2 separate regions of the Homo sapiens genome follow, and region 2 is linked to region 1. A link is a loop called in an ENCODE intact Hi-C map of the cell type or tissue named here. Cell type or tissue: PC-9. All regions are shown on one strand. Links, peaks and the distances in the headings refer to the core of each region. The heading gives the core; the rest is flanking DNA. Region 1 overlaps MTURN (maturin, neural progenitor differentiation regulator homolog). Region 2 overlaps GARS1-DT (GARS1 divergent transcript).

Evidence for each region. Peaks named below come from ENCODE experiments on the same cell type or tissue, not always from the same donor. Only the 100,000 strongest peaks of a DNase experiment are listed, where the experiment ranks them.
Region 2: a loop joins it to region 1, with 5 times the contacts of the local background. A loop is called at or near these places in 2 of 110 quality-filtered maps.

Annotation. Positions count from the first base shown.
Region 1 is chr7:30,157,994-30,173,044 of GRCh38, forward strand. It overlaps MTURN (maturin, neural progenitor differentiation regulator homolog), which reads left to right. Exons shown (of 3, transcript NM_152793.3): 3 at 1-4,769. It also overlaps the pseudogene RPS27P16. Among named protein-coding and RNA genes, the nearest start is that of MTURN, 31 kb to the left of the region's middle. RefSeq lists silencers at 1,799-1,858, 5,456-5,515 and enhancers at 10,568-11,393, 10,716-11,915. In PC-9, for the core only: CTCF peaks have their summits at 6,680 (motif pointing right) and 6,881; DNase peaks (open chromatin) are centred at 4,928, 6,688 and 8,308; H3K27ac peaks cover 1,227 bases.
Region 2 is chr7:30,541,913-30,556,963 of GRCh38, forward strand. It overlaps GARS1-DT (GARS1 divergent transcript), which reads right to left. Exons shown (of 7, transcript NR_038889.1): 6 at 10,188-10,267; 7 at 6,445-8,869. It also overlaps the pseudogene TRPC6P10. Among named protein-coding and RNA genes, the nearest start is that of GARS1-DT, 28 kb to the right of the region's middle. RefSeq lists an enhancer at 6,777-7,278. In PC-9, for the core only: CTCF peaks have their summits at 7,071 (motif pointing right) and 7,294; DNase peaks (open chromatin) are centred at 7,029, 9,339 and 10,082; H3K4me3 peaks cover 664 bases; H3K27ac peaks cover 2,118 bases.

The sequences.
Region 1 (15,051 bases), core at 2,641-10,640:
AGTGAAAGGTTTTGCTTATAAAGCATGAATTTTAATATCTAGTCATTAAACTGCACAAGTGCAAATACAAGGGCAGGAAAGGATAATCACTTAGCTTTGGACTAAGAGGGTAAGAGAGGCCCAGAAGCCTTTAAGTGTTTTGCCATTACTGAGTTACCTGGGTATGTAGCGACTGGTTCGTGGTTAGGTGTAAATGTTACTTGCTTGTTCGACTGTTTCAAAACATGCTAATTCCAAAGCCACTTTTGAAGTCTATAGTGGAAAATATAGATGGGGTGAAAGATATAATGTATTGATTTTTAAAGCTGTTTATAAGCCGTCCCACGTATAAAATGAAACATTTTACCTTCTCTCTTTCTAATGAGATGGCCGCTTGTTAAATCATGAAAACATCCAGAATTCAAGTGCCGCTTAAACTTTGAAGCCATAGATAAATTTGTTAGAAAAGTAAACCAGGATTAAAAGTTTTTAAAAATATGGTAGAATCCTTCTTTACTTTTTAAGTCTTTTATTTAAAAAAAAAAAGTCAAAAAAAGGATTCCATTGTGTAATTTATTTAAAAATTTAATCACATGTTTCGAGGGACTTAATTGTGGTGTATTTGTAAAGGGACACGAAGGTAGGAATCTTTTAATCGTGGGTTAGCTTGGTTAACAGGGAACGTTTTAATAATCAAGATACTCAGACAACTCACAGAAACAACTTCTGTAATAACTGGAAATACTGCTGTTATCGTTTAGCCAACAATTACTTACTGGGGACATCCTTTGTAATGCTAACATGGAATTATTCCTGGACCCTTCTGCATCCCTGGTTTTAGTTAACCTAGGATGCGGAATGCCTCCTTTACAACACTAGATTAAACCTAGCATCTGGGGTGGGTACGTTTAAACAGTCACACATGTGCCTGTTAGGTTGTGAAAGTTTTGAATTAAAAACAAGCAGTAGCAGCAGAGGCCACAGAACTTATGGGAGTCTTGTATATCTTCCAGGCATGTCGGTGTAAACCTGATTGTCTCGACATTTTCTGTTTAATTGATTGGTGCTGTGAGGAGTTCGGCTGCTCGTGGTAAAACAGCGTACTCCAGTTTTAAGTCATCGGGTAAAATAATAGGACAGTGATTTCCATCTGTGCTTCAGTACCCACTTTGTGTTCTTTTCTTGAAAAGTCATACTAAAGGTTAATTTCAAGTAAAATGAATTTCCTTCCAAGTAGCCTATTAGTAAAACACAACTTAGTGTTTCATCCATTGGGGTGAGCATATACTGCCCTTTGCAGCCCTGCCTGTGTTCTGATTGGCTCCATTCATGAGCAAAGGTGATTGTGAGCTGTATATTACACAGGTGTCGCCCAGGTTTCGTAACCTCCACTTTAATGCAGTAAGCCGCAAGAATGACTTCTGCAAGTGAAATGAGGAAGCTTCACTAGCTTGCTCCATTGGAAGGTAAACTGAAATTTTATACGTTGAAGCTTAAAATCTAAATTTATGTATGTTTGGAAATGGAATGGACATTAACATAAAATGTATTTTATCAAAAAAGTGTTTAGACTTTGACCAAATACATGTTGGTATTATCATGTTAATGTTCTCTGTTTATAAAAATTGAGTGGAGATAGATAGACTCGGCCATTCTGTGGGCTGATGAGAATTCTGGGCTTTGTTTTGCACCAGGGGTAGGAAACAGAGAACATGTCTGTATGTTACTTAATCTCCATAGCAAAATCCCAAACAGCATTAGCAGATCGAATTGTTTCTTCTAAGACTTCCTTTTTCTGAATGTGTGCACATCCCTTCTCGTGCTCACACACTTGCCCACACACTCACTTCTTCCTGCGCTGTGGCTGCTCTAAGCAGGGCTGTGCATGGTGCAAAGCTGCAGTCAGTGAGCCTGGCAGCCTGTGGTTTCTGTTATGGAAATGGTTCCATGGTGAAACACATCCCTGACCCTTCACAGACTTACACATTTACTCACCAGGAGGTGGCAGCGGTGTGGGAGGAGGAGTGTTGACCTTGGACGCAGGAGAGACACCTGGGTTCTAGTTCAAGTCGGCCAAGGACTGTGTGACCTTGACAAGTCTAACTGGTCTGTGAACAAGGGGCATTTGCCCTTCCAGCTGTAAACACTGCCCTTCTGTGCCTGCCTTATGTGTGTGTGTGAGTAAGGAGCAACAGTCAAGGAAACTTTTAGGGATTCGAGAAGAAAATACATGTGGGATCTTGCCAAGGTGCTGCCTTTAGGATGCTGACCCCTGCACTACCTTAGAACATGTTGATCTGTGAGTGCCCAAGCCCCTGAGGGCTCGATCTCATGGGGCAGATGAAATTCTCTTCCTTAGAGGAAAGGGAAAGGTGAGGCCCCAGAGGACTTATCTCAGCTGTACATGCTCTGCCTGTGGAGACATGGCTTTTCTTTGTGCTGTGGCAGACTGGGGCTTTGGAAGTGGTGTATGTTTAACTTACCTGAGAGTGAGAGATGTGTAGGAAGAATAGCTGGAAGAAAGTGAAAGATGAGTGCCAGTACTTTTGGCCTGTTATCCAGTAGAGAGAAAGTGACAGTGAAAGTAACGTGAGAGAGAAAGAGTGTGTGTGTATATGTGAGAGAGAGAAAGAAAGAGAAAGGAATGCTTGATTGCTTGTTGTTCACTGGGCCAGCTCTGAAATCCAAAATCATGCCTTGATAACATTACAAAACCGTGATCCTGGGTTTGAGTGAATCCTAGAGACATTGTTCTTATGGCCGCCTGGTTTCCGCAGCCTGATCACCATATCGAGCAGACGTCAAGGAATCAGAGTGAAGTACGGAGCCAGGGAGGGAGGTGAGGCCCCGTGTAGTGCCTGTCACCACTGTGGATTCACCTGCACTCAGGTGTCCACTCCTGTCTCCCAGGCCCAAAGCAGCACATGGTGCAATGGAAAAGTCTCTTATGTAGGGATCCTCCTTGTGTCCTGGTGCCAGAATTAGATTTCCAGTGTACTTCAACGAAAACCTCTCTCCTTTATAGTTGCTGTCATCTTTCATGTATAAACAGAAACCGTCTCTAGCACAATATATTTCTGAATATTGTTTCTGTTTCATAAGAGCACAATGTACATGGACCTAGGGGAGCTGTGGTCCCAAGTGTCATTGGAATTTATATTTTAGGAATAGGCTTTGCATGTTAAAATTCACAAGTTGGGAAACTGGTATGAACAGATCTGATTTCTTACAGAGAGGCATGAAGGAATAGGCAGGACTTAACTTGGGGTGGGAGGAGATGAATAAGGGAGAATGGGAGAGTTGGGGTCTGACAGTTACCACCTGAGCCCCAGGAAAACTGTTTTCATTTTCACGGCTGTCTCACTGGGGGCCTGCTTTCCTCAAAGGAACTGACTGTATGTTGAGAGGCAATGCCTTGTGTTGGCATGGCTTTGCCACTTTAAAAGTGCCCCCCAGCCAAGGAGACCAACAGGAACCCTGCTCATCTGGTAGGGCTCTTTCCTTCAGTAAAACCAGCTGCCAGCCTGAGAAGCCTGTCTTTCCCAAATGCAGGCAGATCTGAGAGGGGCTCCAGGCACCCGGCAGGTAAATCACAAAGCAAACTTGGGTGTCCTTGGCAGCGGGGAGGAAGCAGGAGTGCCCCCTCAGGCCAGAGGGCAGGGCCAACCTCCTCACTGTGCTTCAAGGTTGTAGAAAGAGCACAATTAATGCTTAAGCGATCACAGACCCCTCTCCCCTGCAGTGGGTGTTAGCTCCAAAGAGATGCCATTGCTGATCACCCAGTCTTCGGAGAAGCCTAAAATTTCTTTGAATTAAAAACTGATCCTTTTTCATAAAGACCCAGTCACTTCTCCCAGTTTAGTGATAACAGGTATGACACAAGAAGCTGAAGTCTTTTAGATTTTATAGAGAGTAATTCTGAAACCTGCCAGAATGCTGGTAGCCTGTGGTGTCCATGGCAATGGGTGTCCATGGTAAAATATCTATAGCTTCTGCTCACTGGGCAAATATAAAAGACAACATATTATTTAACATAATATGTTGTCTTTTATATTTTTATTTAAATCTGGATTACGAAAATATAGTACCCATGAGCATTTCATGTTAGAAACCCCATTTAAAGCACTATAAGGCTGAATAGGCACAAGCGATTAAAAGTAGATGCCAGGCCACATAAAAATAAATGTTTTAATTTACTTAGAGCTGTATTCAAGTTGTTTGATACCAGACAGAAAGCTGACAGTCTGTTCTTTGTAAACTGCCTTTCCCTGTTTTTCTGTTTTGTTTTGTTTCTCAAGTTTCATTTTTTACTAAGCCCCTTCTGACACCTAGGCAGATAAAGATAAGAGTAGTGCGCAGTACAAATGTCAGCTCTGAAGAGGAGGAAGTAAATCTTCAATGCTAGGGCAGATCTTCACTATCCGTGATCCAGTCTTAATTTGAGCATGAGAGCAAAATTTAGTCATCTACACAAGAAGCAAAAGCAAGGAATAGTTGTTGGGTTTTTGTTTTTTGGTTGTTGTTTTTTTTTTTTTTTAGGCAAGAAGTGTTGCCGGTAGGGTATGTGTGCTTTCTTTGCCTTCCTATTTCCTTTCAAAGAAATCTCTTGTAAATTACAAAACTGTGAATTGGGTTGCCAAAAACTGTTGCCCTTCGTTAGATGCTTCAAACAGTGTAAATCCTATACTGCACCCTGTCCACCTCTGCTCCCTCCTCCCTCCCCTGAGAGTGAGGACCTCATCCGACCATGTAATTACCATTCGCTTGCTATTAAAGAGCCTTTCAAACTCTGGTGGTGTTTGCCTCTTTTTTTCTGCCTCCACAATGTTTGGTCCCAAAGGACACCTAATGTGGCTTATAAATGAAGAGCAAAGAGTAAAGGACCGGCAGCTCGCTGTGTGGTTGCTGTTTGTGAGGAGGCTGGGGGAAGAGAGGGAGGAGCTGGTAACATGAAACACTGCCATTGTTCAAAGATTAATCATTTCTGTGTGATGCATTCATATGTCTATTGTGATGCTATAACTGGTAGTTAGTAATTTTCTACTTCTTTGAACCAATACTTTAGTTTTGTGTTTGAGAACCCTATTTTTTCTAGCCTACTTAGGAATTCTTTTTGGCATTAATTAGAAATCTGTATTCTGTGGTCATTCTATGACATGACACCATGTCTCCACCACCTTCCTCCCGGTTATTTATTCACCAAACATGGCATTTAAATAACTCATCTGGAAGTTGATGGTAAGTTCTGTTATTTGATTAAGAGCCAGTTTCTTTCTCCAAATGAATGGGTCTCCATAGAGAGACCCATTAGATTCGATTAGATTTGAGTTTTGCTTTACAGGCACAGCATAAAGGCTTGTGTGTATGTTAGATAGTGTGTGGTCCTTTGTTTTCGATGTGGCTGTTAGAGATTGTACTCAAGTGGTGAGCTCTGTGTCAGCAGTCCCAACCCTGCTCGTGGTGCAGCAGCGGGGGCAGGCGAAGTCTTACTTATGGACTTCCTTTGTTACAGTTATTGTATCCGTCTCACAGATAGAGTTTATAAAATGCAGGTTGGCCCCTTTAAGTGCGGGCACTGGTGTTAAAAATACCCACATTTCCCCCGTGTAATCATTCTGAAATCAGTGGCTGAGGGCAAGAGGTTCTAGCCCAGACTCCTCCTGGGCTGACTGTGGCCCTAGGCATGTCCCCTCCCCACCCCACCGACTTCCGGCTTTGTTTCCTCATCTGTAAAAATAAAGAGTGGGAGACTTGTCCCCGAGTTCCCTTTGGGCACTAGCCCTGACTTGTCTAGGGGAGTCAGGAGTCGGTAGAGAGGACATGAAGCACAGTTGTAATGGAAACACTCACAGAACCAGGGTGGGGCGGCCAGGATTGGCAAAACTGTCCTGGGATTCTGAAGCTCTTTCCCCTAGGATCCCTTTTAGAATTGAAGACGCCAGTTGATATCGTGGCTGTGTGTTAGCCCAAATGCTTATGTCCCTGCGTGTTTTCTCCTGCCTTTCCACACCTTCCTTCCCTTCGTGAAAGTAATAAGGAGTCAGAACTACAACAAAGTAAAATTGGGGTGTTCAGCTTAGGGATGTAATCAACAGTCTCACTCCCTTTAGAAATGAGCCTCGTTTCCATAGTGAAGTTGGGCCGAGTGGGATCCTCCATTGTCATAGAGTTCTTTGTGTACAGGTTTGGGTTGAAGGACAACAAAATAAACAGAACCAGACCCACCACCCAGCATTTGGACGCCACGCCGGGGCTGGACAAAGTGGACTTGCTGTCCGTGTACCTGAGTGTCAGGGTGGTTTTGCCCTGTGCCCTGCCAAATCAGAGTGAATGAACATTCCTGTCTCTGTTTAGCAGACTTGGCCCTTTGGAAACTCAAGAAATGCATCCTGAAAAAGCTGGCACTGTGCTTTCCTCTTAGGACCACAATAGGCAAAAAAAAAAAAAACAAAAAACTGAAGTACTTTCCCTATCTCTAACCCTCCTTTTTTCCTTTTTGGAGTAAACAATGGCATTTGTAATGATCTGGGCAAGTTTTAATTAGGCAGTCAAGGAACAAGGTAGGCATTTTTTTAGGGATCATTTAAAGTAACATATTTTATCCTTATTTTGTTGGGAAATAGGGCAACAATGTACAGTGTAAAAACCAGCAGTAAAATTAAGTTGGCCCTTTCGGATGCTTTTTAATTAGAAGCCTCTAGAGGTCAGCACCACATAAAGAAAGGGCTTTTGAGTTCAGGGTGATCATGATGCCCATCTCCTTGTGGAGCTTTTGGAAAGGAGGGTTGGTGAATGTCCAGGCTGGGGAAAGAGAAGTGAAGAGCCGCCTTCTTTATACATAAACCCTAACATTTGACTGGGTTGTTTTTTTCCCTGCTCACCCATCTTTGCAGCTCCCACACCCCTGCGTCACACACTGTCAGTTCGATAAACATGACTTATTGACCGGTCGATGAAGTGTGCCATTTAGCTCATGCTGAGAAGGGCTGGGGAAATGCCGAAGATGAGATGGAAGGCACATTGCATTTTGCTTGGAGCAAGGTGGGAGGATGCTGGGTGTTCCAAGGCCTTTCAAAATATTTGTTAGCCCGTAGCCTGTTAAACTCTGCAACTTCCAGTGGAACATCAGGGAACACAGGTTTCTACCTAGAATCCATATCTGGCTCCCTGAAGCCTGCACAGATCAGGGGTGGGCTGGGGGAGGATTTGAGCATCTTCAGGAGGTCTGGCCAGAACTGAGATAGTTGGGAGCCCCTAAAAACTTGCAGACATACCTGTGGATCCCCGAAGTACAAGACCCAAGAGCACTGTGCAGTGATGGCCACAGGCTTCATAGACCACCGGAATTCAAGTCCAAAACGACAGGCAGCCTTGGGAGGCCACAGAGGCTCCTGGTGTTGCCCCGGGGTTTCATTTTGGCCCAACAAGGAACAGGAAGGGGAAACAATACAAAGGCTTTCCTCCCTTCTCTTTCCCTTGCCCCTTCTGTTCAGGGTTTACTGTTCCTGTCTACTAAGGAAGGCTTGACCCATAACACAAATAGTATTGACAATTACTCTGCTGGGTGATTAGATGAGCCTTGGACCCTGAGGTTCTTTCACTCACTGAGAAGATACATTGGTGGAAAGGACAACAAATATGTCACAGGCACGATGGAAGCCCAGTCTTAACATCTTAGCACTTAGTGGCATAACAGCGATTTCACTAGTACTATTAGATTTCAAAATGCTGAGTTTGGATCCTCGTGAGTATGGGCTGTATTCTTTGCAAGTATGGAACAGTCTGATTCTGATGACTTTTCAGTTGTTTTGTCATGAAGCCAACAGTGCTGAGTAAATATGCCCCACCTGTGTGTGCTATTACATATAAAAATTTTTTTGTAACAAACTTTTATGTAGTCCTTGCTAAGTGCCACACACTGTACTAAGTTTCTTTTAACTCATTTAATCCCTCCAACAATCCTACAAGGTAGATATTATGGTTGATATTCTCTTTTTACAGATGAGGAAACTGAGGCACAGAGAATCTAAGTAACTCTCACAAGATCACACAGCTAGTAAGTGCCAGAGCTGGGATTTGGACCCAGGCAGTTTGGTTTCAGAACTCTTAACTACTCTGCTGAATAATGAATGTCGTGGGTGTTGGTCTTACATTTACTGAAATCTATGATTTTTTTTCACACCACAGCACAGAGGCCCTGCCTGCCCGTATACTTCACGCAGTGCATGCTGCTAATATCCATGGTTGCCTGGGAACAGATGGAGTGAAGAGAGCATTTCCCTAGCTATTTGCCTTGCCTGTGGGCAGGTTGGCCGCGCAGGGTGGTTTAGGATAATAGCAGACACATTTTTTTTCTGGTATCCATGTACTTACAAAGATTTTTGAAAGTGACTGGAAGAACCGGGGCGACAAGTTTATAAAACAGGATCCTCAGATGGGGGCAGGGCTGGGGAAACAACCAATTGGCTTTCCATTCTGTACCCTTCTTTCTAGACCTTGTTCCCTGAGGAGCTCTTTACAAGGGTGTTACAGACTCCTCTAAGTGTCTCCCTCCTCATAGCGAAAGGGCTTTTACTCAGAGTTACCTTGAAGCAACCAGCAGCAGAAATGCATTGTCTAGTCAAGAGGAGGCCTGGGAGCAAGAAGAAAGCTCTCTTCGTCTGCTGATGTGTGGTAACATGCCATTGAGTCACCATCCCACACCAAGGGTTCCAGTCTGTGGCCCTACCCCTCAGCCATCCAAATACATTTCTAGCCTGCCTTCCTGCTCCACGCAGAGGCAGCGTGCACAAACACCCTCAATACCACCGCCACTGCTGGATGACTGTCGTGCTATTGTGCAGAAGGAATAAGTGCAAATCTGAGACCCCATTTCAAAGGCAAACACAATTCACTTTTGAGCTCATCGGGTTGTTTGGATCATCTCTGCCACGATTTTCTCCATTCCTATGGGAAAGAAAAGCTGGCCAGATCAGTATCCCATAAGAAATGCAGGCACTCCAAATCTGCTGTTCTTGCTTCTAAGATTCTGAGTGCTATCACATGGTTCCCGAATGACAGGCTCCAGGTCCTGCCATGGGAGAGTGGGCTTGCTGGTGAGTGGCTACAGGGAGAAGGTGCTAAACCTCAGGAGCAGCACTTTTGTGTTTTCCAAATGATGCACGGATGAGAGAAAGGAACGCAGGAAAGGTGAGTCAAAAACAAACCTTTGGAAATACAAAAATAAGGAGCATAGAGCTGCACAGGTTTGAAAAGAGGAGGAGGCAGTGTCATGTGTAAATGCATGTTGGGTTTCTGGATCTGATGCGTGCCTTCCTGCATGACTTTGGTCATTTAGATGTTTAGTTTCTTCTACTCAGGAATGTTAGGGGGCATTTTGAGCCTGGGGCTACAAGAGGCTAAAAAAAACTACAAACTGTTGTGCAGAATCAACTTTGGAATGGATCTGGAAAGTCAGAATTTAAAAATTTTACTTCAGTATTCCCTAAAGTCAGAAATGTAAATCCAGTAACGGGAAAGGACATGAAATGTACAGTCCCCCCTCAAGTCTCACTCTGGGTGATGCCACTCTGGGTGGATGCTTTCACCTCATCAGATGCATCTGGGAGAGCTGGCCCGGGTCTGTCTGTCCCACCGGACCCCACGCTCCCCCCCTTCTCTCCTCTCCCACCTTGCCTGATGTGGAGCACTTTGTAATAAAGAGGTTCATTCCCTGAATTTAATATGGGGTGTCATCAAGGCCTTTACTAGACAAGAAGCATGTCCTCTCCTTCCCAGCAGCGATGACCTCCCCACAAGAACATGCCTCTCGCCGAGGTCTTCATCCCTCTCCAGAAAAGGAGACCCAAGCAGCAGCACCCAGGGCAGAGCCTCCGTTCCTACTTCATGGATGTGAAATACCCAGGATGCTACAAAATCACCATGGTCTTCAGTCACAAACGTGTGTTGGCCGCGCCACCATCCTCTCTCTGCCAGCGCACAGGAGGAAAAGCAAGACCCACAGAAGGACGTTCCTGTAGGAGGAAGCAGCACAGAAAGCACTCTAAGGGAAGAAGAATGAGATACCATCCCCATACACACATTCTGGGAAATACAAAACATGCCCTTCATATTTCCAAGTGGCCTTAGTTTTCAAACTGTACTCAGAGAAAAATCCCCATCTGAAAAATGACTCTTGTTGAGCCCGCATTGTTTGCCAGCTGGCTTTCCATGGCAGCTCTGGCTGGAGAGAACCCTGGATGCTTAAGCAGTCCTTTTCCTTCCTCCTGTTAGGATGATGTGTGGGAGAGTGAGGAAGAGGGAGTCAAAAAAGGGAAAGGGATGAATGAAGTCATCTCAACGCACATGGATTGTTTCTTTGGTGTTTTGTGGAGATTTCACTCCAGGGGCCTCGGGCAAACCAGTTTACTTGGGTAGAAGCATACGTTGCTCACCTGGCCAAGTTTTCTCAGTGGAAGATGGCTTAGCCATTCTTTGCCACGCTTACTTTTGGTCCTGTATATGTAAAGTTGACCAAAACCCTCACAAGGGCCATGATCCGATCTGCTTTCTCCCATCGTCTGCTACTCTCCTGCCTATCTCGCATCCCCAGGCTAAAACTGGTGGTTTGGCTGAGGAGTGGGTTATGCTTCATGGTACAGCTAAAGTTATCCTGATCTCTCTTGATATCCCCTTCCTTCAAAGACTCTGTTTCCGACCCTGGCCAGCTCCCAAATAGCTCCTGTAATTGGTTACAAGCAAGGCTAAGTGAGATAGTGATTTGATTCTGGAAGCACAAACCAGTGCCTCCCTGGTGGGTAGGAAGCATCTTCTCCATGTTCACCTCACAAGCTTTTGAAAAAAACCTGTCATTCAGAAGCAAGCCAAAACTGTCATCTCGCTCGATGCTAATGAACTCATCAAATCCATTCGCAGGGTTTCGGCTCTTCAGAACTCTGGCCAAGCCTTTGCTTAGCACATGAAAGAATATTCCCTGGGGTGCTTTTCAAACCCTAATTTGACCCCATACCTCTAAACTGTGGAAGAACACAGACACAATTGGCCACATGCTCTTGAAAAATTCAATCTGAAAGCTAGTGTTGGTGACTACAGACAGGATTTTGATAAAAGTAAAACACCGAGCCGGGTATGCTGCTTGCCGCTAGGAGTTTGTCTCCCTGGAGGACAGTCCTGCCTGCCCACTGCTGAGGAAGAGCATTCCATATGTGGAGTGGACAGGGAAGCTCCTGGGAAATACAGTGACCTTGGCCTCTTAATCCATCAACAAAATAATGGCACTTTTATGAGAACTCTAGAAATAGAACTTTTCATCCGGCACCATCTTATGGTACGCTTTGGAGCAGTGATGTCACCAAGGAGACAGAAACTAGGGAATTCATCCTCTTGGGCCGGGTGACTAATCCTGTTTCCCAACCTCAGAACATTTGCTGATATCATCCATCTTCCCGAAACCACACCAGCCTGGGGGTAAGAAGAGAGTGACATCAACTCACAAATTCACATTTCTGTGACTGTAACGCGTACTTTGGGGATTCCCAGCCCTTCTCGTATTCCTCCCAAATATTCCGGGAGGTGGTCCTAGGGGGCTGACTCGTGTGCTTCCCAAGTTCATCTTCTGTGGCACCGGGTGTTCTCCCTGGCTTTAGTGCACAGCCTCTCTTCTGATGCTGCAGAACCCCATAATGGCAGTGGGTTTGCCAGAGCCCACAGAGGGGCACAAGGTCACCCACCAGAGGAGCCCACTTTCCTGCCACTACCCACCAGTGTTTACCCTGAGGCTGCCAGCATGAGGCAGTGAGGACCTGGGTGTGTGGTCCAGGGTGCTGTTGCCAGTGACCACAGAGAGTGCCACACCAATGAGCAATGAGTGATGCCCCAGTGACAGCTCTCTCCATTTTTATTCATCTTTCATTCCAGCCACTCACCGAAGGGGCATGAGTCCAAACAGTTGGACATTGCTCTGAGTAACAGAGCCAGAATCTCCTTTTCATCCAGCCTTGCCATTGTCACCCATGAACCCAGTTTGTGAGCTTGACATGTTTTTCTTAGGATGAGCTCTGCCCACTGAGGCTCCTTGGGTCCTCCTGTAAGGAAGCTCCTGGCAGATCCAACCTCCTGACATACCAATATGTCCAGAAACAACATTAGCTGGGTCTTGCCATCCCCCTGAAATAGGGTGGGTAATTCCTTTGGGTGGCCCTAAGGTGCTGAGTGGAGGGGATTTAGCCAGGGCAGAGGAATGCTAAAGTCCCGAAAGTCTCCCTTCCCACACAGAAGTACTTTGGTGAGGAGGCTGTGGGTGAGGTGACTCTCTACACCTATGAAAGCTCTTTTGCTTAGGGTTGACCATTAAAAAGTGATTTCTTGACCCTCAGGGTAACAAAAGCCTGGCCCACCAATCAAGCCAGCAAGTTTCAAACTTTAAGGCTCCTAAGAATCACCTGGTGGTGGGGCCAGAGCGGAGGGTTGGTGCTGTGAAACATGCAGATTCTTGGGCTGCGCTCCAGAATCTGGAGACAGAATCTGGACACAGGAAGCTGCAAGTTTACAAATACTCCAGGTTTACAGTTTACAAATATGTCAGGCCGTCCTCATGTAGGTGGTTCATGGACCACACTTTAAGAAACTCTGGGTTGAGCCGGCCTCCAGGCTCACCATGTCATTCACTATGTCTACAGGGAGCCAAGATTCATCACAACGTGACTGGGTGCCAGGAGCTGGGCAAAATTCCTTCCTGATCCTAACACATCTCATTCTATAAAAATAAAATCCTTGTACAGATGCCACAGTGATCTCCATTAACATCTCAAAACTTGGGGAAAAAAAAGTCTCTCTTCTAAGCTCACATGGTGACAGAGCTGGGGGCAGCTAGTTGTGCCTGACTCCAAAGCATGGTCTCTCATCATAGGATGTCACATTGCTTCTGTGACATTTAGGGGATATGAATGAGCAGAGGCCAAGTTGTATTTGGCTGCATGCTTGATTGCGTAGAAAAATGACGACACTACCCTTGGTACATCTATTGGCCCCAACAGGAAGGAGATGAAAGTATTGCAAAGGGAACAGTGAGCCTAGACTGAATCAGAGGACTCCCAGAAATTCGCTGCACTCTCATGATATAATTATGCCATCAGGTTGGCCAGTTGAGGATTACACTTCAGAAGAAGGCAGATGTCATTATCTAAATAGGCCATTCTGTACTCATTTCTTTGTTTGCTTGTTTCTTGTCAGTCCATCCACTGGATCATAAACCTAATGAAGGCAAAGCTCTGTTTGTCCTGTTCTTCACAGAATCCCCAGTGTTTAGCACAGTCCTGGCCTTCTAGAAACCTTTGTCGAATGAATGAATGCATGGGTCATGGGGAGATGAAAGGCAGTGTTACTCTTTCTCTGGGGGGACATGGGAAGGCTGCTTCACTCTCAGATCAGTGCACTCTCATTCATGTGTTGAGTGGCAGGTGCTGGAAGTCAGAGCATCTGAAATGCAAGCTCCTGTGCCCCTTCCCTGGACCTCAGGTCTCCAACATTGGGGCATGTGGTTGGTAAGTCTCTGAGATTCTCAGGTATATCAGGGAATAGGAACTGGAGGGGGTGGATGGTACAGGTCTCTGTGCCCCCACCCCATGATCCCTAGATGACCATCCAGAAAGTGTCATCAGCCAATTGGAAAGTCATGAAGCAGACACAGCCCTAGACTATTCTAGTGGGAAGGCAAGAACATGTGCTGTGTCCCCGCCTGCTTTCCAACCTAAGGTAGAGGCTGTCCCAGGCACAAGAGCACTTTCAGGTCACTGGTGTAGCTTTTCCAAGGCTGCCTGCCTCTGCACCATCTCTGGGAAGATTCCGAAACTGCCCCATTCCAGTGGGGTGGCCTAGGGGCAGAAAAATGCTCCATGTGCCTCCCAGGCAGAGGTGGGAGCTTGGGGTGGCATTTCTTTAATGAAGTCACCTAGGTTTTCACATCTAGAACTGTGGACATCCAGGCTCCTGCTCACTGCTCTGAGTCACCGGAAGCCTGGAATGATGAGGCTTTTTTTCAAACACTATCTAAGAATCTTTGATGAATCCTCATCATCTGCCATCAGGCACCACGATTTCATGATCCCCAAAGGAGTAGGGCAGGTTCCTGAAGATCTCCCGGGGTCGGTCCACTGGCGCTGGGCCACTGACTCCATGGAAGTGGTTGGTGCAGCTGGCCTTCGAGACTCTGTGCCTTCAGAACCTCATATAGTCTGGCTGTGTCCCCCACCCAAAATTTCATCTTGAATTGTAATTCCCATAATCCCCATAATCCTTAAGTGCCAAGGGCGAGACCAGGGGGAGGTAATTGGATCATGGGGGCGGCCCCCCTGTGCAGTTCTCATGATAAGTGAGTCTCATGAGATCTGATGGTTTTATAAGCATCTGGCATTTCCACTGCTGGCACTCACTCTGTCCTGCTGCCCTGTGAAGAAGGTGCCTGCCTTTCCTTTGCCTTCTGCCATGGTTGTTAAGTTTCCTGAGGCCTCCCCAGTAAGTGGAACTGTGAGCCAATTAAATCTCTTTCCTTCATACATTACCCAGTCTCAGGTATTTATTCATAGCAGTGAGAACTGACTAATACAAAACCCTATTTGTTTTTCGCTTCCATCTGCTTTCCTTTTCCAGTTACTTCATTCTAATTGGTGTTCCTTTCCTACTTCTGGGTTCGTACCTCCCTTCTCATTACTGCTGTGACACATTCTCCCTCTACTGACTGGCAGGCCTGCCCTTCTCCCTGGTGACTGTTCAGGCAGGCCTTAGTGACCACGTGTGTTCACCCTAACCATAGACTTGACCCTTCTGCTTCAAACCCCATTGGAAATTGGCATTTCCTTGCTATTCTGAAAGATGGGAATGGGAATTTGGATTTGAGAGAACTGTAATAGAGCTCTGACACCTTCCTAGAGTCTGGGTGGCAGACTGGGTTCTGACTGGGACCAGATTCCACTTGTCCTTCCTCCTGGCAGGGTGTGTGTTAACTTCAGGGAGCCCAAGTCATTGTAACTCGTGTGCACAGACAACTAGAATCTGTGCCCAAGATGGGTCAGTGAG
Region 2 (15,051 bases), core at 3,411-11,410, 380 kb after region 1:
TGTGAAGGACCTCTTCAAGGAGAACTACAAACCACTGCTCAATGAAATAAAAGACGACACAAACAAATGGAAGAACATTCCATGCTCATGGATAGGAAGAATCAATATCGTGAAAATGGCCATACTGCCCAAGGTAATTTATAGATTCAATGCCATCCCCATCAAGCTACCAATGACTTTCTTCACAGAATTGGAAAAAACTACTTTAAAGTTCATATGGAACCAAAAAAGAACCCACATTGCCAAGACAATCCTAAGCCAAAAGAACAAAGCTGGAGGCATCATGCTACCTGACTTCAAACTATGCTACAAGGCTACAGTAACCAAAACAGCATGGTACTGGTACCAAAACAGAGACATGGACCAATGGAACAGAACAGAGCCCTCAGAAATAATGCCACACATCTACAACAATCTGATCTTTGACAAACCTGACAAAAACAAGAAATGGGGAAAGGATTCCCTATTTAATAAATGGTGCTGGGAAAACTGGCTAGCCATATGTAGAATGCTGAAACTTGATCCCTTCCTTACACCTTACACAAAAATTAATTCAGGATGGATTAAAGACTTAAATTTTAGACCTAAAACCATAAAAACTCTAGAAGAAAACCTAGACAATACCATTCAGGACACAGGCATGGGCAAGAACTTCATGACTAAAACACCAAAAGCAATGGCAACAAAAGCCAAAATTGACAAATGGGATCTAATTAAACTAAAGAGCTTCAGCACAGCAAAAGAAACTGCCATCAGAGTGAGCAGGTAACCTACAGAGTGGGAGAAAATCTTTACAATCTACCCATCTGACAAAGGGCTAATATCCAGAATCTACAAAGAACTTAAACAAAATTTACAAGAAAAAAATCAAACAACCCCATCAAAAAGTGGGCAAAGGATATGAATGGACACCTCTCAAAAGAAGACATTTACGCAGCCAACAGACACATGAAAAAATGCTCATCATCGCTGGCCATCAGACAAATGCAAATCCAAACCACAATGAGATACCATCTCACACCAGTTAGAATGGCGATCATTAAAAAGTCAGGAAACAACAGGTGCTGGAGAGGATGTGGAGAAATAGGAACACTTTTATTACACTGTTGGTGGGACTGTAAACTAGTTCAACCATTGTGGAAGACAGTGTGGCAATTCCTCAAGGATCTAGAGCTAGAAATACCATTTGACCCAGCCATCCCATTACTGGGTATATAACCAAGGGATTATAAATCATGCTGCTGTAAAGACACATGCACACTTATGTTTATTGTGGCACTATTCACAATAGCAAATACTTGGAACCAACCCAAATGTCCATCAATGATAGACTGGATTAAGAAAATGTGGCACATATACACCATGGAATACTATGCAGCCATAAAAAGGGATAAGTTTATGTCCTTTGTAGGGACATGGATGAAGCTGGAAACCATCATTCTCAGCAAACTATCGCAAGGACAGAAAACCAAACACGCATGTTCTCACTCATAGGTGGGAATTGAACAATGAGAACACTTGGACACAGGAAGTGGAACATCACACACTGGGGCCTGTAGTGGGGTGGCGGGAGCGGAGAGAGATAGCATTAGGAGATATACCTAATGTAAATGACGAGTTAATGGGTGCAGCACACCCACATGGCACATGTATACATACGTAACAAACCTGCACGTTGTGCACATGCACCCTAGAACTTAAAGTATAATAATAATAAAAAGAAAGACCTAGAGATGTAACTGTGCATATGGGAATGATTGGTTCTGATTATACTGGAGAAATTCAATTAGTTATTAGTTCTTCAACTCCGTGGTCTGCTTCCCTAGGAGAAAGAATTGCTCAGTTGTTGACATAAAGCTGGGAAGCAGTACAGTGAAAAGAACTGGAGGCTTTGGTAGCACTAATCCAACAGGAAAGGCTATATATTGGGTTAATCAAGTGTCTGACAAAAGACCTATTTGTACAGTAGACCTGCTGTTGGATGCTTACCGGTTGACACACAGGACTGGTTGTCAGTAGTCCCCAGAAAAAATAAATCATGGGCTGCTTTGCATAGGGCAAGTGAAGTCATCACGCTTCAGTTTCATGGTTAACCTACCTCTGCTACAGAAAAACGATTTAATCAGCACACAAGGAATGTGTTCATTGTGGTATTTGTGGCCTTTATGATGGGAATGTTCAACGTCTACTCCTACTACATTGGTGCAAAACAAAATGAAGCCTTCACAACAGAGTTTTAAGACACTGTTCTGGGCTATATTTGGACTTTCTGAAGTGAAATCAGTGGTCATCAGCTATAACCACAAATTCATTGCTATAATGTTCCAGGAAATTGAGGATGACGCTGATGTGGAGTGGAAATTTGCAAGGGCCAAACTCTTGTTTTCCTGCTTTGGGGCGGGGAGAGCACTTCCTGTTCCCTTCAATCTGGTGCAGGGTCCAGTGTCCCTGTTTTTCTCTTGGTGAAGCTTAAAGGGTGGATTTCTGAGCTCTACTCAGGGTCATAGAAAAGGTTTCCAGGAAAGATGCAGAGATAAGTAAGTAGAGATAAGTAGAGACAAGTAAGTAAGTAGAGATAAGTAAGTCTAAGTAGAGATAAGTAAGTACAGCTAAAGGAGATAAATATAGAGATAAATAGAGATAGAGATAGATAGAGATATAGATAGATAGAGATAAATAGAGATAGAGATAGAGACAGAGACTTGCAGGAACTCACAGGTACCACAGGGACAGATAGGGATAGATGAAGACTAGCAATATAAAATCAGTGCCCTAAAGAGGTACAAAAGCAAAGACTAGCAATATAAGGTCAGTGCCCTAAAGAGGTACAAAAGTAGAGGCTAGCAAAGACTAGCAGAGATTTGCAGGGACAGACGAGAACATTCTGAATTATGGAAATTAGCTATGGCTCAAAGGGCAAATATAAAAGGAATAGAGCGGGGGAAGGTAAGGATAAAAATGCTTTTTCTTTTTTCTCCAATAGGACTCTTTGGTCCTTTAAACTTAAAGGGCAGATGCATTGGTGTCTGTGGTCTTTGCTGATGCACAAGAATTCCATTCTTTAATATGAGGAAGAGGATTTGTTTGTGTCTCTCCAGGTGATGATCAGGTGCCTGTGTGGGTCCTCACCAAACATCTGAAGATCTGTCATGAGCCACAGCATCTAGTGGACCCACCTGTACAGTGCAAATTGAAGGTTTAAGGATTGCTTTTAAGCCTTGATTTGCTTTCCTGGTGCCTTCTGTTGGAAGGGCCTGTTTCTCAATATCAGTGGCCTCCCAGCTACAGCCACAACAGTTTTTGCTTCTGTTTCAGTAGATTTACTAATGTGGGGGTGAGGGTATGCTTGTGTTTTTGCAGGAGATGAACGAACCATGTGGATGCCCTCAAGACGTGTACGACCATGGAATGGGAGACTGGAGGGACCCATGGATCCTAAGCATGGACTGGGTTCCCCAGTACGAGCCATGAGCCAGCTGAATCTGAATGAGAAGATGGAACGAGGACCGACCGGAGTCTTGATGCTTAACAGACCAATGCTTTCTGGCTGAGCTCCTCTCTACCCTGAATACAGAAACCCTAATAGTTAGGCAGGAGTATCATCACCCCTATTCAGCATGAAGAAGTTACAGAAGATGGACCTTCATCCTTCTGCAACCCCTAGGATTAAGGGTCCTGTAAAAGGGAAAGCGGAGATATGTGGGAAGCACTCAAACCAGAGTGACTCCGGTTTGAATAAGGGCTAAGAAAAATGAAGCTGGATCACCAACCGGCAATTAAGGGCTGCACAGCCTGCAATCACCTTGCTAATGATAGCTAGTAATAATACTTTCTCTTTTACAAAAAAGAGAAGGGGGGCATGTTAGGAAAAAGCTGAGTGTTGGGAGAAACTGAGGCAGGGCTTGCATATCTGACATAATGTCCTCTGGAATGTGTCTAGCCTTGCTGGCTCCTTGCTTCTAGCCTTCCTAGGCTCCTACTCCCATTATCTCAAGTAGCAAAACATGTTCCATATAAACGCTAAACCATCACAGCTGTAAATCATGTGCTTAATGCAACATGTCCTTTTGACCTCCACATTCTCACCACATGTTTCTTTGTTGGACTGCCAATAAATAGCATGGGCTCCCAGAGCTCAGGGCCTTCACAGCCTCCACAATGGCGATGGCCCCCTGGTGTCCCACCTTTCTCTTTCAAACCTATTTCTCAATCCTTTGACTCCACCAGACTTTGTCACCCCCATGACCTGGTGTTGGGTCTGATCACCCCAACAGACAATAGATTTGGAAAGAAAACAGAGCTTCTTGGTTCTGGCTGCACTGGAGAAATTTGAAAAAGTACCAGTGCCCAGGCCCTCTACCCCAGAGAGTGTCAATGAATTGGTCTGGGCGTGTTGGAATCAACTGAGAGCTTTTACACAGCACCACTGCCCAGGCCCCACCTGAGCCCCATTAAATTAGAAATGCTGGGGGCGGGGCCCAGGCACTGACGTATTTTGAAGCTTCCCCAGTTGAATTGATTCTAGCTGGAACTGAGAACCATTCCCATCTCCACCCCACAGAAGGACAAAGGAAGGCCATCTGGGCTGGAATGGAGTTGGGAGAAGGCAGAGGCATGGTCTCATAGAAAGGGGGACAGCTGAGTGGGGTCATTCCCTAAACCTGTCACATCTGTATAAATCCTATCATTAATCTCTCCTTAATATGTAAACTACACTTACTATAGCTAATTTAATAAATGGAGGTGTTCTCAACATCTTCCTCCAAAAGCAAAAAACAAAAGCAGCTTTCGTCAGTTACCTTGTGTGAATGTCACCTGCTTCCTGCCAGATCCTGACTGATGTGCTGTGTTAGGCACCTGGTTGCAAAAAAATCAGAGGTGGTCTGGTTGCCATGAGCATGTGGTATAAGACAACATCTGGACAAGAGCTGGACTTGAAAGCTGTTCACGAGCCTAAGTTTAGAAAACGCTTCTGCCACCAACCGTCATTTCCCATGCCTCTCTCAGACCAGAATGGCCACATCTTCCTGTGCTGCTTTTGGCTCTGTTCTCTCCATGCCCATTACCTGCCCCAAATCTGCAGCCCAAATGCCAGCAGAGCACCAGTGTCTGGCCAGCTTCCACCTCAGGTCCTGGTGGGTATGGCGCAGTGGACACCACACCCACCTCCACCCAGAACAGTGCCTTGTGGCTTCCCTGGGTAGAGGACTTCAGACAGGGTAATGTCAGCAAAAAGGGAACAACACGTGGGACTGTAAGTCCAATTAAATCTCTTTCTTTTGTAAATTGCCCAGTCTTGGGTATGTCTTTATCAGCAGCATGAAAACAGACTAATATAATGAATGTCCCGGGATGGTAGATTCCAAACTGTGCTCCTTGAAACCCCTAGGACTTTAGATTTAAATCAGATCCATGAAGTGGCCCAAGAGGATCTTCAGAAACTTAGGAGGGAGTTTAAAGCTGAAAAATTGTAAAAGCCATTCTCCTAAATCAGTGAGCTTTAATGATTCAAAGGAACTTAAAAATTATATCATCAAACATTTTTACTTTCAGGTAAAGAAACCATGGACAGGTCTTGTTTCCCAGGACCTTCTGACAGAGCCTCTACTGATTTTGAGTACAGTCCACGGGTCCAAAGGAGGAAGGATGGACTGGCTGCTGGCCTGCCAATGGCAGGGGTTCATGTGGCTTGGTCTACCTTACCAGTGTCCAGGTTGAACCCTTAATCACTAGTGTAATTCCTCAGTCAAGCCTATGTAAATCCAAGTGCTTATATAAAAATAAGTTATTTCAAATCAGCTTGCGACATCATGATGATGATGATGATGATTACTATTATCATTATTGAAACAGGGTCCTGCTCTGTTGCCCAGGCTGGAGTGCCAGAGGCATGATCTCAACTCACTGCAGCCTCCACCTCCTGGGCTCAGAAGATACTCCCACCTCAGCCTCCTGAGTAGCTGGGACTATAGATGTGTGCCTTCACACCCAGCTAATGTTGGCCAGGCTGGTCTGGAATTCCTGGACTCAACCAATCCACCTCCCTCAGCTTTCCAAAGTACTGGGATTATAGGCATGAGCCACCACACCTGACCCAATTACTTTTAATAATAATAGTGCTTGTGGTGTTGATTAACATTAGGGAACACCATGATTAGAAGGACCCTCTGAAAGGCCCCAGGCAATGATTTTGAACCTTCTCTTTGGGCATGCACTATTTTCAGAAGCTGATGAAAACTCTGGAGCTTCCTCCCAGAAAAATGAATATACTTCAGACACATTCCATCTGTCCCAAAATTTCAGGGGTGTATAGACTCCTTGAAGCCCATACTTGAACTCCAGATTAAGTATTTGTGTTCTTCAGCATACACCCTGGGCAGAATTTTTCATCTGTCTTTGACAGAAGATCCAGATGGCAAAAACTTCATGGTTCACCTTTCCATCTGCCTGGTACACATCTTTTTATTTTAAACTTATTTATCTCATTAACACAGATGTAAAACAACAGTAACAACCCCTTGTTATGCTAGAAAAGGAAATAAGGAGACTTGAGTCACGTAGCCGATACACATGGATAGGAGGGCACTTTTCCTGTCATTAGTACCAAGATGATTGAGGTCCTCTCATCCCAGGCAAAGGGTGAAATGCACAAACCTAACAGCACTTTTTGCTCAGTTACTCTGTGACCTATTCCTGATTTTAGATGCAGGTAAACTAACTCCTGAAAATGGACATTTAGTATTCATATATATACTAAATATTTAAGGTATGTGACCATCAGAGGTAATTTCATTACAACAAAGCATAAAGGAAAACATTTTTCAAAAATACAGGAAAATATACATAGTGTGAGTTTCTCCAAGCCTTAAGAGGATGTGAGGAGCCTTAGGGGGTCACAGTAGCAGTTATAATTCTTGTTCCTACCTGCTACTGCGAGACTTCCAACTTCTTGCAAATTTCTCTCCAAACATTTCTCTTCCCAGGGAGTGTCTCAGCGCTAGTGGTGCTGGACATGATGTCCTACACCATTATTTCCACCAGGTGGCAGCGCTATGTCAACAGGCACTGCCTTCAATTTCCGTAGGGAACCTTCCTCCCAGTGAGACAAAGAAAGCCTTTCTCCCTCTGCATTACTATCAGAGAGTCCCTAAAGAGACTAAAGTTTTGTTTTGCTTTGTTTTGTTTTGAGAGTACAGCTTGTTCAGCCCTCGTCTCTCCATAGGTATCAGACAGGCCCCTGAAAGCCAAATCGGAGACAAGCCAACTGGGCTGTCTTCAGAATTGCCTTGCCCTTCTAATGACAAAGGGCATTTTCTCCCTGATTTGAGGTTAGAAAAAAAAAGAAGACAAAGATGACAGGCTTTGCTGCTGGCTCTTCTCACCACCGGGTTGGTTGAGAGCTTGAGAATAAGACAAAGCTTGGGTGAGTCCAATCTCTGCCACTCGCTAGCTATGAGACTTTAGGCAGAGTAACCTCTCCAAGCCTCTGTTTCCTCATCTGTAAAATGAGGAGAATGATGGTCCCTACTTCATAGGGCTAATGTACAGATTAAATGAGAGTCTAGCATAATCTCTGGTACATGAGATGCATGTAATCAATACTAGAGCTTATTATGATAACCATGTAGACCTACAGAAGTGATACAATTGCTAACAGTGGTTATTTCTGGTGGCAGGATCAGAGACGATTTTTAATTTCTTCTTTGTTTTTCCAAATTCTCTTCAGCACGCATGCATTGCTTTTATAATCATGAAAAGACGCAATTAAAATATAATAGATTGCTGATCCCCTGTTCTTGATGATTCCTCTGAAACATTCAAACTTTCTCTGTGACTCAATGAGCTCCCCAAGGCTGGGCCTATATCTTATCTACTTTGGAGTCTTTGACATGAAACACATAATTTGACACACAGTAGGCAATCAATACTCATTTCCTGAAAAAAATCTCAAAGGCAATTACTTCAGGTTTTAATTTCTCAGTGTAACTAAACATCTTTTTTTCCTCCAAGAATTCTCTTTTCTCACTTAGATTCAATTGCTAATCCTTTTGCCAAATTAATTAAATCCTCTCCAGATTCTCCCCAGTCAAATTCCTTAGACTATTGAGTTGGTTTTAGGCGGTGACATGGTTTGTCTGTGTCCCCACCCAGATCTCATTGTGAATTGTAGCTCCTATACTTCCCTTGTGTCATGGGAGGTAATTGAATCATGGGGGCGGGTCTTTCCCGTGCTGTTCTCGTGACAGTGAATGAGTGTCACAAGATCTGATGGTTTTTTAAAGGGGTGTTCCCCTACACAAACTCTCTCTTCCCTGCTGCCATGCAAGATGTGACTTTGCTTCTCATTCGCCTTCCACCATGATTGTGAGGCCTCCCAAGCCATGTGGAACTATAAAGGAAACCTCTTTCCTTTATAAACTACCCAGTTTCGGGTATGTGTTTATTAGCAGCTTGACAACAGACTAATACAGGCAGGTTTCCAGAAAGCATTTTACCTGAGTTCCCAGAATTCATGCTGGGGGGTGTACGGGGAGAGAGGTGGGAGATGGTCATGGGTGGTTAGATCATTGATTTGAGATCAAATCTTTTCAGTAGCTAAATGAAGACCTAAGAGCCAGAATAACCTAGATTATATAAAGAGATTATAAAAGGAAATAGGCATTTCTAAAAATGTATTACATTTAAAATTGAAACCCATAATGAAGAGGATGATTGTTTTTTACCTGTGGATAGAACACAGGGTTACTGATGATTACACTTGGCTATTGCTGTCATTTGGTTCTTTTGATCTTCACTTTGAGTCAATGGAACTGTTCAGGCATTCTGTAAGGAGGACAGACACCAGCGTGACACTGCCTCAGCATTTCTTCTACAAAAGAAAAGTCAAAATAAATGACATTAGCCCATAGCAGCTGATATATTTTAATTCTTTCCTCATATTATTAACAAACATGAGACTTTCTCTTTCCAGGGAAGTTGGATCTGTATGGGAATCCAAAGATAATTACAGCTGAGCCATCCTGAGATAGAGCCCCTGAGAGGCATAGAAATCTCCAAAGTGGCCTCTTTTTACACAGATTGTGGATATTCAGTTCTTCCTTTGGTCCCATGTTACAAACTAGATTATTCTTTGCTTTAGATATCCAACCATTCAGACTCCTAGCTGAGTCTTACAAGTTTCTAGCTCAGGAGGGAGTTGTTGGGTGGCAGGGGGTGGCTCTGTGGTTGCTGGTTATGTGGGGAACATGTGGGAAGTGCAAGGAGAAAGGAAAGCTCCGGGCTTGCACACGTCAGTCAGGGCTGGTTCCTGTTCCTGTAACCTAAGATTTCTGTTGACATGGTGCCAATTCCCTGGCAGGCATGCAGAGAAGCCTCTGTTCTCTCTGCCGCGCTGTGGCGTCTCACCTAGACACCTGGCCCCTGAAGCAGAGATCTGTCTGCTGCCACCACAGCTCCTCTCTCCAGACTGTTCAGATCTGGTCCCTGTAGGATGGAAGTGCACACACTGTCTCTGCCTGTCCCCAGGGAGCAAGATGTAAACTTCCTCCTTCATCATTCGGGCAAAAACTGAATAAATAGATGAACACCAAATTATGGAAATCTTCATTATGCAGGCCAGGTTGCCAAACATGCCCAGACCTGCTTAAGCTGAGAAGTAAAGGCTGATCAAGCTCACATGTAAAATCCTGGGTTATAAGAAAAATTCCAGCTGACTTGGAACACAGCCCCAACTCCTCCCACATGACCAGCAAAGAGCTGGTCCAGGAAAAATTCCACTTGTTTGGCCGGGTGTGGTGGCTCACGCCTGTAATCCCAGCACTTTGGGAGGCTGAGGCAGGTGGATCACGAGGTCAAGAGATCAAGACCATCCTGGCCAACATGGTGAAACCCCGTCTCTACTAAAAATACAAAAAATTAGCTGGGCATGGTGGCGGGCACCTGTAGTCCCAGCTACTTGGGAGGCTGAGGCAGGAGAATCACTGGAACCCGGGAGGCGGAGGTTGCAGTGCACCAAGATTGCGCCACTGCACTCCTGCCTGGCGACAGAGTGAGACTCCGTCTCAAAAAAAAAAAAAAAAAAAAATTCCACTTGTTCAAAGATGAGTCATCAAAAAGGAAGACATGCAGGATCTCTGCAAATGTAGGAAAGGGATAGGAAAAACCAATGGCAGATGTGGAATACTCACCAGGAAGAGGCTGCCATGGAGCAGACACCGGTCATAACCAAGCAATTACCAGGCACTTAAAAACTTAATGAAATGGTCGCCTTTAAGAAGGAAAAGGATAAAGTGAGCTCAGGGAAATGATGTTAAGATATCAGAAGGTGGAACATGAGCTCAGAAGAAAAGTGGAAAAAGAAAAGAAAGGCAACTAGGACTAGTCAGGGTTCTCCAAAAAAACAGAACTAATACGATATCTATCTATCTGTTATTTTGTGTGTGCATATAAAATATATATAATATTATATGTGTGTGCGTGTGTGTGTGTATATATATATATATATGTATGTATATTCTAGAGGAAGAGAGAGAGTGAGATTTATTTTAAGGAATGGGCTGCCATGATTATGGAGGCTGGCAAGTCCAAAATCTGCAGGGTGGGGGCTGGCAGGCTGGAGACCCAGGAGAGCCACTGTTTCAGTTCAAGTGCAAAGTTCATGTGCTGGCAGAATTCCTTCTTGCCTGGAAGAGGTCAGTCTTTTGTTCTATTTAGGCCTCCAATTGATTGGTTGAGGACCATCCACATTAGGTAGAGTCATCTGCTTTACTCAAAGTCCAATGATTTAAATGTTAATCTCATCCAAAAACACCCTCACAGAAACATCCAGAGTAATGTTTGACCAAATATCTTAGTCTCATGACCCAGCCAAGTTGACACGTAAAATTTAACCATCTTACCTAACCAAACCAATGCAATGATGATTCAAATCAAATTTAACAACAAATTCCAAACTAGAGTGACCTGCTCCCCTTTGGATTGTCTCTTTGAAAGGGAGAGGCCATGAATGTCCTTCCATCAGGGATGAGGGTCTTTGCTCCCTACATTGCCTCCTGTAGTCACTGGCAATGATATCAGTGAATCTAAACTCCCATGAGTGGGTCATAATGAATACTAGACTGATATTAGATTTTATCCTAGCTATCTGAAATAGGAATGACTGGTCTCCCTTGCCCCCAGAACTTTTAGACAGTTGGTTGAGCCCGGGACCCTGGGGACATGGGTGAGATCAATATGGCAGACTTGCTGCACTGTATTGCTTGAAGTCCTGTCAATAGCAGCCTTAATTTTAAATGTGATAGGAATCAAATTAAACAGATTTGGTCCCTCTGTTGGTCAGACTAATCAGAGCAGCTGATGAGGTAGCATACTCATGGGAAAATGTGAATTTGGCCAAGGATCTGTCAGGCCTTGTGGTGGATTTTTGTGACAGGCAATTTGCCACAGGCTCTGATTGTCTCTGCATGCTCTTGCTGGGGATGACAAGAATGCAAGGTCCTGACTGTTCCTTGCTTGGGATATTTCTCAGGGTTGTGTTTGCAGTAGACAGCCTTGACAAAGCAATATCCCCCTGCCCCAGACAAAGGGCAGACTTGCTCACCACTTACTATTAAATTGTATGTTCCCAAGCTCAGTGTTCCTTAGCTGCAGTACAAACACACTGCGTGTACAGTAACCACCTGGGCCCCTCCACATCACCCCTGTGGGACTTGGGGACAAGGAAAACCAATGCTAACTAACACAAACCTCGTGCAACTTGTTCTGCCATGAGTAGTGTAGTCCTTTGTCTCTGATCCAGTCTCATGTCATCTGCCAGCATCCATGAAACCATAACAGGCTTACTAGCTTGTAAGATGGGCAAAATTCCCGACTTTCACAGATTCCAACACACATGACCCAAGTAGGGCCAATCAGGGATTCTTCCCAAAGATACTTCCTCAAGAGCACTTCCCCAGAGTTCTTTCCCACTGATAGATGGGTGATGGGAAAATGCCATCCATTTTATCTCTCTCTCCTTCTTCCCTTTATCAGTTTATATACAAGTTGTTGGAGGTTAGCTTTACAATTTGGTCTTTTGGTAACAGAATATTTAGAGGGACTGTGATCAAATTCGAGTAATGAATATAGCCAGAGATAGATAAAATTGTTGTTGGCACGAGTATCTTCTCATTTGGGAGAAAGGGTAGGAATATTTTCCCTGGTAAGAAGGATAGCTGTATTTTGTTCGTTGTCATATAGAAGTTCAGGTATGTGTAGGAGGGTGCATATGGAAACTGAGTAGCCAAAGGGGTGGGCTGTGACAGTTATCACTTTAGAGCCTCTGAATTCCAAATCCACTCTTCGTTATCCTCCTTTGTGATACTGGAGATGAATCCTGTAAACATTTCTTTGCCTGCTAGCACGATATTAAGTGCTGTCAATGGAGGGCTCTGGAGAGACACTGCAGGAAGAAGAGGCTACCTTCCTTTCCTCTTGCTCCTGCTCTTGACTGGTGCATGGGGCACCCAGGGATGCTCCTCCTGGTGATTTCCTGAGGAGTTCTGCTAGCACCTCAGTCAGCTCTCCAGCAAATTCAACAGCAACCCCACAGGCAGGTTTTCACCAAACGCTGCTGAAGCCCCGGATGGTGGCATAGTGTGTCTCATAAATGCTCCAGCAGTTGGCTCCCCGGAGTTTCAGTAACATACCACGGGTGAAGTCCTAGTGAATGCCTGCACCTCAGAGGGCAGCTTCTCAGTGAGTGTTGTCAGCCCCCACCCTGCTGCCCCCACCGGTGCATGGGTTTCTTGCATGCCAGCCCGGCCTCAAGCACTACAACAAACTTCTCTGCCATCCTGCGGGCTCTAGCCACACCATCTCCAATGGCATCTGAGTCTCATTCCTGCGGAGACCTTTTTCCAAGTTGGTTCCTTCCTTGGGTTCTCTGCTTCAGCCCTAGACCTAGTGCCTGCCCCTATATCCACGATTCCTGTTTTTTCTTTGTTTGTTTGTTTGTTTGTTGTTTTTGAGATGGAATCTCACTCTATTGCCCAGGCTGGGGTGCAGTGGCACGATCTCGGCTCACTCCAACCTCCACCTCTCAGGTTCAAGCGATTTTCCTGCCTCAGCCTCCAGAGTAGCTGGGATCACAGGCATGTGCCACCACACCCAGCTCATTTTTGTATTTTTAGTAGAGACAGGGTTTCACCATGTTGGCCAGGCTGGCCTGTATTTTTTTTTTTTTTGTGGTAAAACATACATAACATTTATCATTTTAACCACTTTTAAGTGTACAATTCAGTGACATTAGATACATTCACAATGTTTTGCAGCCATCACCACTATCTATTTCCAAAACTTTTCTATCAGTCCAAGGTGAAACTCTATACCCATTGTAATAGTCTGTTCTCACGCTGCTATAAAGATACTACCTGAGACTGGGTAATTTATGAAGAAAAGAGGTTTGATTGATTCACAATTCTGTGTGCCTGGGGAAGCCTTGGGAAACACTCTCATGGTGGAAGGTGAAGGTAAGCAAGGCAGATCTCTTCACAAAGTGGCAGGAGAGAGAGAAAAAGAGAGACAGAAGGGAGCCACATACTTTTAAACCATCGAATCTCATGAGAACTCACTCACTATCACAAGAATCACCTCCATGATCCAATCATCTCCCACCAGGTCCCTCCCTTGACATGGGATTACAATTTGAGATGAGATTTGGGTGGGGACCCAGAGCCAAACCGTATCACCCATTAAACAATAACTTCCCATTCTCCCCTTCCTCCAGCTCCTGAAAACCTCCATTCCGCTTTCTGTCTTTATGGATTGACTATTCATGGTACATTGTATAAGTGGCACCATATAATATTTGCCCTTTTGAGTCTGGCTTATTTCATTTTGCATAATGTCTTCAAGGTTTATCCATGGGGTAGCATGTATCAGAATTTCATTCCATTTTATGGCAGAATAACATTTCATTTTGTTTATCCATTCACCTGTTTCTGTAACCTTTAGACTTCTTTTTATCCCTTAGTGGCTAACCCTCTATTATTAGTTCATGATTATTTATATTACACTTTCCCTGTTGACATTGTATAGCTCCTCTCTCCTGCCTGATACATCTGTCTTAGGAAACTGCCTTTCCATCCTTGTGACTGATGGGGCCAATCATGGAACCTCATTTCCCTCACCATATATTGTATTGGCCCATCACTCTGATAATAGTGCTGTGTGCCAGGGTAGGTACACAACCAACCAAAAGCAATCCCATGCCTTCCCCAGGATGGAAAGATGAGTACTGGGAAAAGGCTTTTCACTGGGATTGCCACACTGGGGTTCTTGAGGCCACATTCTTAGATACGTTTAGGGGCTCATCTTGTGGTGGGAGAAATTGAGGCCAACAGGCAAAGAGCAATACAGATGAAAGTGAAAAATGGAGAGGTTTCTCATATACCTGGAGAAAGTGCAGCACGAGAAGAAGGTTAAAATTTAAGGAAGTGAGAGCACAAATAAGAGAGTGAGAAAGAGCAGCTGGATGTACAGAGGACACATCAGGAGATAGCGGATCATGATACCATGAAAATCAGACTGTCAAGGCAGCATTTTCTAAAAGAAGGGATGAGTAAAAGTAGGCTGGAAAATGCCACTGGCTTGGGCACTAGGTTGTGGTTGACCTTGGTGACAGCAGAGGCAGCAGAGGCCCGGCATGGCCTGGCCTCGGTGCCTCTCCATGGCCATCTCCGGCACCCTGGAGATGCCATCCTCTGGCCATACTTGCCATTTCACGGAGCTGCCACAGCTCTCAAGCTTCTCCATTTTCCTTGACCCATCCCAGTTTGTCCTCTTGACCAACTCTGACTGATTCTCCAAAATTCAGCTCAACCTTAGGTCTCCAGGTCAGTTTCTCCCAAAGAGGAGGAGATGCTCCCCACCCAGCCCTTTGTGTGTCCCTTCCTTTGATGACGTGTGATTACACTGTTTACTGTAAATGTCTGCCTCCTCCTCCAGTCTATGAGCTCCTTAAAAACAAGGACTTAGCCTTTTGCATCTTTGTATTCCAAGCACTCAGCCCAG